Regions from separate parts of the Mus musculus genome. Here regions 1 and 3 are each linked to region 2. Evidence: chromatin contacts called from ENCODE Hi-C or POLR2A ChIA-PET data. All regions are on one chromosome and are shown on one strand. Each heading gives the region's core, a stretch centred on a gene start or an enhancer-like site at or near the end of the contact. The rest is flanking DNA. Distances are from core to core; before and after follow the strand shown.

Evidence for each region. A loop is a pair of places that touch in the nucleus more often than their neighbours do. ChIA-PET counts read pairs that join two places held with the same protein, here RNA polymerase II (POLR2A).
Region 1: POLR2A ChIA-PET joins it to region 2 with 21 read pairs in embryonic stem cell. The contact joins the promoter of Gng3 here to the promoter of Ahnak in region 2. A Hi-C loop is called at or near these places in 1 of 37 maps with a recorded cell type or tissue (heart). POLR2A ChIA-PET finds 5 or more read pairs at or near these places in 3 of 5 experiments (Patski and embryonic stem cell).
Region 3: POLR2A ChIA-PET joins it to region 2 with 16 read pairs in embryonic stem cell. The contact joins the promoter of Hnrnpul2 here to the promoter of Ahnak in region 2. POLR2A ChIA-PET finds 5 or more read pairs at or near these places in 3 of 5 experiments (Patski and embryonic stem cell).

Annotation. Positions count from the first base shown.
Region 1 is chr19:8,837,207-8,840,894 of GRCm38, forward strand. It overlaps Gng3 (guanine nucleotide binding protein (G protein), gamma 3), which reads right to left and starts at 2,040. Exons shown (of 3, transcript NM_010316.3): 1 at 1,785-2,040; 2 at 1,348-1,447; 3 at 1-1,065. The coding sequence starts at 1,446. The coding sequence ends at 937. It overlaps Bscl2 (Berardinelli-Seip congenital lipodystrophy 2 (seipin)), which reads left to right and starts at 261. Exons shown (of 12, transcript NM_001136064.3): 1 at 261-658; 2 at 2,370-2,578. The coding sequence starts at 2,504.
Region 2 is chr19:8,987,658-8,991,351 of GRCm38, forward strand. Ahnak (AHNAK nucleoprotein (desmoyokin)) reads left to right here and starts at 1,627. Exons shown (of 5, transcript NM_009643.2): 1 at 1,627-1,772.
Region 3 is chr19:8,817,609-8,821,743 of GRCm38, forward strand. It overlaps Hnrnpul2 (heterogeneous nuclear ribonucleoprotein U-like 2), which reads left to right and starts at 1,793. Exons shown (of 14, transcript NM_001081196.1): 1 at 1,793-3,205. The coding sequence starts at 2,674. Ttc9c (tetratricopeptide repeat domain 9C) reads right to left here and starts at 1,686. Exons shown (of 4, transcript NM_027412.3): 1 at 1,413-1,686; 2 at 828-1,076. The coding sequence starts at 1,065.

The sequences.
Region 1 (3,688 bases), core at 790-3,289, 150 kb before region 2:
GGAGTGTTGGTCACCACACTGAACTTAAGAACCCATGACTGCTTTAGGTGTCTCCCCATCCCCACTCCCCGTGATTGGTCTCCAAAGCATGTCTAGTTCCAGATTCTATGGGACAGAGAACCTGACTCTGACTTTGAGAGGGCAGGGGCAGCCATTTTAAGACCAGAGGATCGCATAAGGGATCGTTCCCTATTGGGAACGCTGGGGACCGCCATTTTAAGAGCACCCTCGGCGCGTGCCTCCATGCGGGTACGAACAGGCAGCCGCCATCTTGGGCATTGGCTGCCGCGCCGAGTCGCCCTGTCCCGCCCCACGGCCTCTCGGGCCACCTCCCCCCGGGGCTGCTGTCCCTGGGCCTGCGGAAACCCACCCTGCTCGCCCTTGTGTGGTTCTCGCCGCTTACGTTGCGCGCTCGTGTGAATGCTCCGCGGCTTCTGAGCGCTCGTTTTAACAACCCCCCACTGGGGGCGCTCGGGCACCTTATACTTTGCGATCTCCAATCCTTACAATGTCTAACGGGCTCGACTGGCCCTGTTCCCTGGATATGGCAAGTGTATCGATTAAGGATCCTCTTTCCCAAGAACGCTAACACAGACGTTGTCCTCTGAGGCTCTGAATGACTTTATTCTTCAAATGCCTTTACCTTTCATAGCTCCAGGTGAGCACCCGGGCATCCCCCTCTCCATTGCCTGAACGGATGGATCACCGAGGGAAACAGGCAGGATTTTGGCAGTTTAGCGGGGTCCCTTTATAGATAGAGTAGAAGGTGCTTGGAGTTAGCCTGAAAGGGTGAGGAGATGGGGTAGACATGGGTAAGGAGGGCCTTGTGCTTCAAATAATCTCCGGGTAAATGCGGGTAGAAGTGATCTACTACAATTTCCAATCTAAGGGCGGGTCTGGGAGGGGGCGATGAGTTCAGAGGAGGTCCACCGCTCTTCAGAGGAGCGCACAGAAGAACTTCTTCTCCCGGAAGGGGTTCTCGGAAGTGGGCACAGGAGTGATGAGGGGGTCCTCACAAGCGTGGGCATCACAGTATGTCATCAGGTCTGCTGCTGCCTTGGACACCTGGAACCCAGCCAGGAAGGGATACATTAACCAGAATTCCTGAAAGGGACTGCAGTTCTCTTCTCCAATAGACTATCTTTTTGTTTCTAGTGCCCTTTGAGACAGCCCTCTCCCCCAACGCCAGTCCTCGGGAACAACTTTGCTGACAAAGCCCAGTTTCTGCCACTGACCTCAGGGTGTCAAGAAAAGAAGCATCTTTTCTTGGGGGGAGGGGGGAGGGGAGGGTATTGCAAACCCACAGCTGAGCCCTGAAGGGCTGATGGGAGCCAGGGTCGCACCCACCTTTATCCGGCACAAGCTGGCCTCAATCTTAAGCTGTTCCACCATCTTGCGTGCTTGACCAATACTCATAGTGCTGTTAACGGGGGTCTCCCCTTTCATCCTGGAGTAAAGACAGTCAGCTGAAACACTCAGCTCTTCACAACCACACACCTGGGATTGTGCCCCCATTCTCCAGTGGCCATCCCAGGTTTTTTTTTCTTTCTTTTTTTTTTTTTTTTTTAAGTAGGGAGAATGGAGAAGATAAAATGAAATATTCTCCTAACCCCTGGGTCCTGGTCATCAAATTATACAAACGATTTAAGGATTTTAAGTCTTTGAGCCAAATATGTTACCAGCAATGAAAGCCTCAGTCAGAAAGAGCCCCACCCTGATGAAATCACATCAGCCACCTGTCCCCCCTCAAGCCCTGAAGAGAAAAAAAGCTGCTTTCTACTCACCTGAAGTAACAGCAGCGGCAGCCAGGGATGTAGGGTCAGTGGGGAGGGGGCACCAAACCCTGCCTCAGATAGGTGCCCCACCCTGCCAGGACTTGGAGCTAAAAATATCCGTAGCACTGACAGTTAATGCAGAGAAGGTCACTAGAGATGCTCAGACGAGATCCTTGGAGGGGTGGTCTCAGTCTCCACAGCTTAAGTTCTGCCCAGATGGCTGGTACCTGAAGGATGAAGGATGCTAGAAGGAGCTGCTGATTCTGGCGCATACCAACTGCCTGGACAGTGGGGGAGTCAGTCTGCTGTTTGCATCCCCTGTGCACACCCTCACTGCTGCTCTCTCACTACCTGCCCCTGCCATTGTACAAGTCCTTAGTCTAAACTAGATAGCTCCCCAAAGGGCCTGAGGCAGAAGCAGGCTCCCCTCTCAAATGGGGTGGTCTGGGCCTGTGACAGCCCCTGCATTAGAGTCTGTCCCCACTGCGGAAGACCCTGCTCATTTGAAAGTCTGACATCAGCTGGGCTGCTGCTCCCCCACCCCCACCCCCACCCTGACACAGCACTTAGCACCTGAATCTTGGTTTCTTTCAGTGACCCACCGTTCTTCAGAGCTAGGAAAATGTAACACTCTACAGGTGATCAGCTTCTAGATCACCACTTTCTACCACGTGAGTGACGCGAGCTGGGAGACCCAGAGGTAACCCATCAGGAAGATAGCTAAAGAAATGATACATCAAAGAAGAGAAGCTGGGGCAAGAGAGACATGCAGAGACCAGATCAAAGGATCAGACAAAGACGAGGTAAGGCACCTTGCCACGAGAGTTAGTGTGAATGTTGTGAACACAGGTGGGCTTCTCGGAGTGGGGAGTAGGGTGGCAAGAGTTGGCACTGGGGAAATAGGGAATCGATTGGAAATTTTTCATGTAATTTGAGTGGATTACTACTATTCAAAAAGATGTGCATTGGCCTTGCCTCCTGGAGGACGTTATCCAGACGATGCCACCATCAGAAATCTAGTCTCATGGTTTTTTGTAGGGATTTTGAGGTTGGCTGCATCACGTGGGTCACAGAAGGTCAATCACGCAGCATAAAAACTGGAGACTGAAAGGGGTTGAAATGCCGCCACGCTTGACTAGCGGACGGCACCATCTGCGCACACAACACACAAGATTCAGATTCTGGCAGGGTGCAAGGCTCTCTGAGCTCCAGTTGGACTCCTACAGGCCCAAGGAACTCTACTGAATTTACAAAAAACAAACAAACAAAACAAAACAAAACAAAATCAGCATTTATTTCACACCTCCATTCAATCACACTGAAAAGACAGGTGGTAAAGGTATGGGCAGAGGGTTGTGGTTGAGGCCTGGAAAGGAGGACCAAGGAGTCCCAGACTGCGTTGGAGATTATAATGGGTCCTTTGGTCACTTAACTAAAGTGTAATGGGCAGAGACACTGGGGAGCAAAGCATTTTACAGGCTCTGCCCTCTATGCAAGGCTCAGCCCCTGTAGGCGATTGACAGTTGGGCGGGGCTTCCTCGGCAGCCGGAACTGCCTTCTGTATATTGCCTGGGCAGCGAGAGGCCGGTGAGTCTGCCTCGCCGCGGTGGCGATCTGGTGTACACCGCATTACCCCAGGGGTGGGCGCCGCAGCGTCGGCCACAGGGTGCTGTGCGGGGGTAGGGGTCACTTCCTCCGTGAGCGAGCACAGGTCCAGGCAGAGGAAAGAAACTCTTGGGAGGCAATTTTGACTGCTCTAAGGCTGCTGGCTTTGAGCCAGACTGGCCGGCTGTGCAACCTTAGGCAAGTCACTCACCTCCTTGCAAACCTCTGGCATTTTGGATCCATGTCATCTGGGTTTCGAGAGAGATTTAAAGGCCTCGTTCTCTGTACGTTATACTTCTGTGAATGTA
Region 2 (3,694 bases), core at 377-2,876:
TGGCCTGGAACTTACTGAGTTCACCGTAGGGAGTGTGCTGGGAAGGGAGTAGATTTGGAGGGGGGGGGCTGTTAAGCCAATTGACAGTGTGTTTGTGATGTCTAGTGGGTTTGAGGAGGGGCAGAGAAAGAGAGAGAGAGAGAGAGAGAGAGAGAGAGAGGAATGTTAGTAGCCAAGTCTCTGCTTTGCCTGTCTTTACATGTCCATGCCTGTCTGAATTTCTACCTACATTTCTCTCCACCCTGGTGTGTCCATTACATCTGTGTCTGTTCTCTGTCACTCCCTTCTGTTGTCTCCCTCCCCCCATCGCCTGTACCCTGTGTGGTAACTGGACCTGGACACAGCCCCCAGGGCTGGCAGCAGACTTGGCTGATATTTTTAGCCTGCAAACATGTTTGCCATTTCAGAGGACAGGGCAGGGCTGGTCTCAGCCCCAGCCCACTCATGATCTTGGAGCGAAGGTGCTCCTGCCTCAGGCCAAGGTCTCAGTTCTCCAGCTTGAGGCCTCTTGGGGCATTTGGGAAGGAAGGGAAACTGGAGTGGGCAGCTGGGTAGCCACCTGCCAGAGAGGGTAGAACTCAATAGGGAAGGAGAAAAAGGGAGGTGCGGAGGGGGGATGCAGCCAGAACATCTCTGCAACCCCATCATTAAGCATTTAATAAAATCCACATAGAGTTAGAAGTGGCTGTGGGAAATGGCTGTAAATTGGGGAGCGGAGCAACTTGCAAATGGAAATATGGGGGAGGAGCTGTGAGAGGCGCAGAAGGCCTGGGAATGCAAAGAAAGTGCTGGATCTTGGGTTCCTCAAGCTTACTGGGGCATAGTGGTTCATGCCTTTAGTCCCAGGGTGGCAGAGGCAGGGGAATCTGTAAGGCTGTCAGTTCTAGCCAGTTCTGTGATGGCCGGGCTACACAGTCTGTGCTCCCTCCCCCAAATAAAATACCCAAAAGGCATGGGGGACAGAGTTTACAGGAGAGAGTGAGTTGTTCCATGGTGCGTCCAACAGCTGCAGGCCTGACTGGTGTCGCTGCAATGAAGAACAGCACCGTGGTGTGGTGCATAGGTGACTCCATTCCTAGGGGTCGGATCTAAGTCTTAGAGTCAGTGTGTTTTGTAGAAGAGGAGAGAGCCTGAAGGCGAGGAACGGGGCGAGGCTGCAAGAAGCCTGGGAACTGGGAGAGGAGGCTGGGGCCTGGGATTAATGTATCTGAGCTTGAGAGAAAGCTCAAAGGTCTGTGTGGAGGCTGGAGGTCGAGGTTGAATCATCTGAGCTTCTTGGCTCTTCTGCAGACTAGGTTGACTCTGGATTCCGACTGTGAATCTGTGCCCCTGCGTGCTTCCAGGAATTTCTTGCCGGTGAACACACACACACTGTTTAAAATGGGGTGGGAAGATCCAGAGCCGGGACAGGAGCAATAGATGGGATAGGGGAGGGGAAAAGGCGACGCCTCCTCGTCCCTGAGCCCCCTCAACCTTCTCCCTTCACCGGCCCATTCCAGGGTGGCTTCAGTGTTAGTCGTGCTCTCGGGTCCTTGCCCTATTCGGGCCCCGCCCGGCCCCGCCCTCTCCCCACAGCTCCGGGCAGACCCGCCCGAGTTACAAGAGCCGCCTCCGCGCACGGGGGCCCGGCCACTTGGAGCAGCTCTGCCGCGGGGACTGCACTGTCCGCCCTGCCAGACCCGCCCCGACTGGGGCTCGCCGTCGCCAGCAGTCAGCACTGCGACCTCGGGCCCTTCGCCGGCTATGGCTGCGTCCTGGGGCTGAGCCCGCAGGTAGGGAAGCGGAGCGCTGGGCGGTAAGGTGTGGGGCCAGGGTTCGGGCGACCAGGGGAGAGAGGGACTCGGACAAGGTGCATTTGCGGTAGTGTCACTACGAGGGTTCCGACTGTTGGGAGCAAACCTGGCCGCTTGCGGCCGCCGGGGCAGGCGACGCGTCACGCTTCGGGAGTAAAGCTCTTTCTCCGGAGTTGGGGCCAAGTTTAACTAAGTTAGAAAATCGCTTCGAAGTGTGCTTTGCTGCGCTTTTAGTTTTTTCCCGCGGATGTATTGTCGTTCCAACTGCAGTGCAGGGCGTTCCTGATCTGGTGGTCCCTGACCGATTCCATCTCTTTGGGGCGGCGGCTCAGAGCGCTACTTGGTTCCTATACCATGTTTACTGGAGAAGTTTCCAAGAGCCCCATCGCCCCTCCCGCGCCCCTGCACCGCGTGCCCCCTCTGCTGTCTTTCGCGGCTCCCCACACCTCCATCTCGAACTTCGCGTCCGGATTCCCCTCGGCCCCACCCTGCTCTGTACCACCAGCCTCTCCCTTTCTGGCTCCTAGCGGCGACTTTAACAGCTCCCCTTCAACTGCCCCGCCCTAGTCTTGCCCCTCTGTGTTTCCAGATCCAGAAAACTCCCTTCTTTCTCCAGGGCGTCGGAGCCTGGAAGTTTGCAGCGTGCCTCCCTGTGGGATGGGTGGGAGTGGGAGGGGGGGTGGGGGACATAATTAGGGAGATTCCTGCGCTGGGTGGGCGGGGAGGGGGCTGTGCAATCGACACAGTCCCCAGAACCTCCCTTGCTCCTTCTAGGGGCGGTGCTTTCTCCCCACCCCACCCCACTCCCAAACTCGTCCGGGCGGGATGGCCCCCGCCCCAGCGCCTGGCTGGATTCCAGCAGCCTGAGGAATGTAGTGGTTGGAGCCGGTGACTAATTCAAACCAGAATTCGGGGGTGGGGGTGGGGGTGAGGGGCAAAGCGGAGGGGGAAAGAGGCCGTGTGTAGGCGGTGGGGGCCGGAGCGCAGGGCGTAGGTGAAGGACTTCCCTGCTCTCCTTTGGAACCCTTCACTTTTGCAGTGCGCGCCAGCGGAGAGGGCGGGGGGCAAGATCCTACTGTGGGGTTGGAAAGGCAACATGCTTAGGGTGTGTGCAGAGAGCTGTGTTATGTAAGGCTTTCCCATGCAGGGAGGGGATGTGCAGTGTGCGGGAGCCTGGGCCTCCTCTGGCTGGAGCCCCTTTCAGTGCCGAGGCAGATTTGGGGGACGCAGAACCTTGGTGGCGTTGGGTTGACATCAGGGCTAGCTGTACATGGCGATGAGCACTGAAGACTCTTGGGGTGACCCGGGGATATCCTACAAGTCAAATGGAGTGGAGCCTTGACAACGTAGTGTCCCTGGTATGTGTGTGTGTGTGTGTGTGTGTGTGTGTGTGTGTGTGTGTGTGCTTGCCTGCTCACTCTATTGTCACTTCTGCACAATGTGACCACAGAAGATTGTGCGCATGATGTCTGGGTTGGCACCCTGGTTTGGCAGGGTGTGGCCCTAGGCTGTCTCTGAGGACACACGTGTCCAGGGGTACTTGTCTCAATGTCCCTGTTCTGTGGAGGGGATTTGCAGAAAAGCTTCTGGAGGTAGTTGGGGGGATGGGGGTGGGGGATCCTTGGAAAGTGACCTGGAATTCCCAGGAGAAAAAGGACTCCCAACAAATGGTTTTGAAACAGTTTGCCCTTAAACTTTAGCAATGGCAGGAACCATCTTACTGTACCTAACGTATACTAGATGGGATGAATTCACAAGATCCAATGATTCATGTCCTCATATCAATGATACTGTCCTCATAGGTGACTGGGAGAGGGGAGGGCACACAGGAAGATGCTATGGGCAATGTGGGCAATGTTTAGGGCCTCTCCCCACACTGAGAATGGCTTAGGTGAGTAGAA
Region 3 (4,135 bases), core at 543-3,042, 170 kb before region 2:
TGTTATGACAGTTACATAGATCAATGTGTAGTGACCTAAATACCTGACATTCTACGTCATAAATGTCACATCTATGAATCCTATGTAACCATCCCTTAAACGAAACATCCCCAGGACTATGACTATCTCCATTTTTCAATTTATTTTTTTTTGTTTTGTTTTGTTTTTTATTTTGTTTGTTTTTTTGAGACAGGGTTTCTCTGTGTAGCCTTGGCTGTCCTGGAACTCACTTTGTAGACCAGGCTGGCCTCGAACTCAGAAATCCGCCTGCCTCTGCCTCCCAAGTGCTGGGATTAAAGGCTTGCGCCACCACGACGGGATACAGTTAATTCTTACTTGTTTGAATTAGGGTATTAGCACACATCACAGGCTAGTCTGGCTCTCAAACTTGAAGCCATTTTTCTACTTGGACTTCTCCAGTGCTGCAATTACAGGTGTTAGCATCATTCTTCGAAATAAACCCATTCTAGGTCCACCAAATCAAGATATCTGGGCTTTAGAGCCCAGGAAGTAGTTTCAGGTGAGGTTTGTGAAATCCCGCTTGCTTTTAGAATACTCTACAAATTGGAAACAGGTTTCAATCGACTGCTAAATAGCCAGGTGGCAGTGAAAAAGAACATCTTCCAATGTTCACAGGGCTTGATGATTCTATCTTTTTTGTTTGTTTTGCTTTTTGATACAGGGTTTCTCTGTGTAGCCCTGACTGTCCTGGAACTCACTCTGTATTTGAACTGCCTCTACCTCCTGAGTAGTGGGATTAAAGTCATGCTCCACCACTGCCCGGCCCTGCGGTCTTGATTCTCTGCCCACGCTCGTCCCATACTTACCAGCTAGGTTGTTGTAGCAGTGGGTCTGGATGGTGTGCAGTATGTTTTCTTGCTCCGGTGTGAGAGCTGGGCCCTGAGGTCCCAGACTAGAAAGAGGGGAAGGCAGACTTGGGTCCAGACCCCGCAGCTGAAGAAGAGCTCGATGGTACCTACTCACAGCATCTCGGTACTTTCCTTCCCGGTAGCGCTGGTTTCCTTCCTCCTTGTATACCTGAGCCTCCTGAAGGCGCTTCTCCATGACTGTTGGAACTGTTAAATGAAAGAGAAACTGAAGCAGTAGAATGGGATCAAAATAAATGATTAGAGCATCGATTTCGTAAGCAAGAAGCTCGCAGGGATGTGGGTTTTGCTGTTTTTACTAGTCCCATCTATTCTCCTGTGCTAGTTTTCAGTTTCCAGAAGTACCGCAAACTAAAAAAAGGAATGATGTGAGGATAGTGAGGCCATTGACCAAATGAGTTCCATTAGAAGAGATCCCGGCGTGATTACAGACACTAGGGAAATCCAAAGGCCCGACTAAACGTTCCAAGTGTGTGACCGCCCGCAAAATTCGTTTCCTTCTTTCTCTGAGGCACACCCCCTGACCTGGAAGAAGATGGAGTAGGCGGGAACAAGTGAAACAAGTCAAAAAGGCTTCGCTCCTTTCCAATCTCTTTATTTGTCCTTATCCAACAAACATTTGTTGATGGTTCTGCTGTTAATTGAGGAACCGAAGTGAGTGAGGCCTGAGTCTCCAGTCCACAAGTGAGGCACAAGAGGCCGGAAGCATTGTGCCCAACAACCGCACCACAGCGGAGGCCCAAGCCGGAAGACTCCTCCAGGAATTCGGTTTAAGTTGCAGGAGCACAGAGAGGAAGAGACCAGACCTGCCAGCAGTTTAGCCTCTAACGGGGCACGCGCATTGCGTCATGCCACCCAATCAGAAAGGAGTCTAGAAAAGTAATCCCGCAGAACCGGCCCCGCCTCCCCAGCGGACCAACCCGGAAAAAAAAAATTCCCGGCCACTTCTCCAATAGGAAAAAAAGCCGCACGATATCGGAGGACCAATCAGAGCAACAGACTACGATTCAAGCTGGCCAACGAGAGAAGGAAGGGGTGGGGTTGGCGCCTCTGTTGCTGGGTAGATGTTTAAGCACAGAAAGAGGTCCCGGCATTGCTCTCTCCCTCTCTCTCTCTCCCTTGATGCTGGAAAGGCCTTTCCCTCCTGGCTACGAAAACCCTGCACCACCCATCCTTCCAGCTTGGCTTCGGTTACTAGTCTCAGAAGTTACAGTCAAAGAATAAGCAAGAGAGGACATCGAGTAAGCCCTAGGGTGCTCCGGTAATTGGGAGCGGGCAGGAAGTAAGAGACCTGAGATGGGCGGGACTCCGGCGCGACTGCGCAGAGCCTACGACTGAAGTACGGAAAGAGGAGCGCGCTCACGCTTCCGTGCTACGAGGCACTTGAGCCGCAGCCAGCCTTGCCCGACTCAGGCCCCTGTGCGGCTGCGCGGTTAGGCCGCTTGCGCTGATTGGCCCGGATCTCTGAGAGGAGGGAGGGGAAGTGAGGGAACTCCGTCGTCCTCGGCGCGCACTCCCCCGCGGTCGAGTACAGAGTGTGTCGGAAGCTGCTCCTCGCCGTCTTGTTTTGCGCTCAGTGAGCCGAAAGGGGCAGGGCAGGAGGAAGGCGACATAAACACGCCGCGAAGACAGCGCGGCCTCTGCCTCTGTGTGCGTGCGCTTGCTAGCGCGGGCTCAGTGCTGGCGCGGGAGGCGGAGGCGGGCGGCGGCGGCGCCTGCGCGGTCGGGCTCGGTCGACAGTTCGCAGGGGAGGAGGCGGCGGGAGGCGGAGGAGGCGACGGCGGCGATGGAGGTGAAGCGGCTGAAAGTGACCGAGCTGCGGTCGGAGCTTCAGCGGCGGGGCCTGGATTCGCGCGGCCTCAAAATGGATCTGGCGCAGCGTCTTCAGGAGGCACTGGATGCTGAGATGCTGGAGGACGAGGCCGGCGTTGGTGGGGCCGGGCCCGGTGGGGCCTGCAAGGCGGAGCCTCGGCCTGTGGCCGCGTCGGGCGGAGGCCCGGGCGGGGACGAGGAGGAGGAGGACGACGACGAGGAGGAGGACGAGGAGGCGCTGCTTGAGGACGAAGACGAGGAACCACCACCTGCTCAGGCTTTGGGCCAGGCCGCGCAGCCGCCTCCGGAGCCCCCGGAGACGTCAGCCATGGAGGCCGAGTCCGAAGCTTCCGACACACCGGCGGAGGCCACGGCTGGGTCAGGTGGGGTAAATGGTGGCGAAGAGCATGACAACGGCAAGGGGGAGGAAGACGGGCCGGAGGAACGGAGCGGAGACGAGACTCCGGGATCCGAGGCACCGGGTGACAAGGCCGTAGAGGAACAAGGTGAGGAACTGGCAGCCAAGCCGGGCTTCAACCTGCCGGGTGCGTCTCCGATCCAGCACCCCACCCTGCACCGCGCTATCTGATTCCTTGTTTCCACTTGCCCGAAAGTGCACTGTTCTAGTGGCTTTTTGATGAGATTCTCCTGGGAAGGTGGCTTTCATCCGCTGTCCATCTTTTTGAAGGTTTGGGCGTCTTGTCTTTACACTGTTTGCAGGAGGGAGGTTCCTGCCTAACGTGGTTCCTTGGTGTTAGTGGATGGAAGTGTGTGTGTGTGTGTGTGTGTGTGTGTGTGTGGCTTTCGAGCTACCTGTGGATCAGTCTTCTGGTGCCCACCCCTCTTTAGCAGAATACCTTTAGCCGCAAATATGCTGAAAAATTGGCGCTCTCCCGAGACCAGTTGGAAGCTAAGGCCTGACAGTTCGTTCCTTACCTTAAAAATGTTAAGCAAAAAACAGTCCGTGAAATGCTGCTCTGTCAAACCCAAGTTAGTCTTCAAAGAGACTCTGGATATTTAACCTTGCTCCTTCCTGCTTAAGCCGTCGGAGACAGTGTGTGAGCCTTTTGGGTTTAATCATTAACTAGCAAAGAGAAACTTAGTCTAGTAACATTTTAGTAGAATGTTAGTTACTTGACTGGGGCTTTTTACTTTGTCCCTGTTGTGTTTATATTTTAAGTCTCCTGTCCAGGCTGTAAATAAGCATATTTATAGACTTATTCTACACTGGTGCCCTTAAGGCTCCTAACTAACTGAGCTGAAATGATTTAGGGGTTCTAGTGGAGTAACCTTGTGGTAGGTTTGTGGAAACTTCCCCCAGGAGTTAACGACTTTCTCCTTTTGAAATGCTTGCATGGTTAGAGCTAACCTATAGTGACTGTCAGGAGGGAGAGCTGCTTCTAAGTTTTACTTCCAAGTAGGTTTTTTTGCCTTAG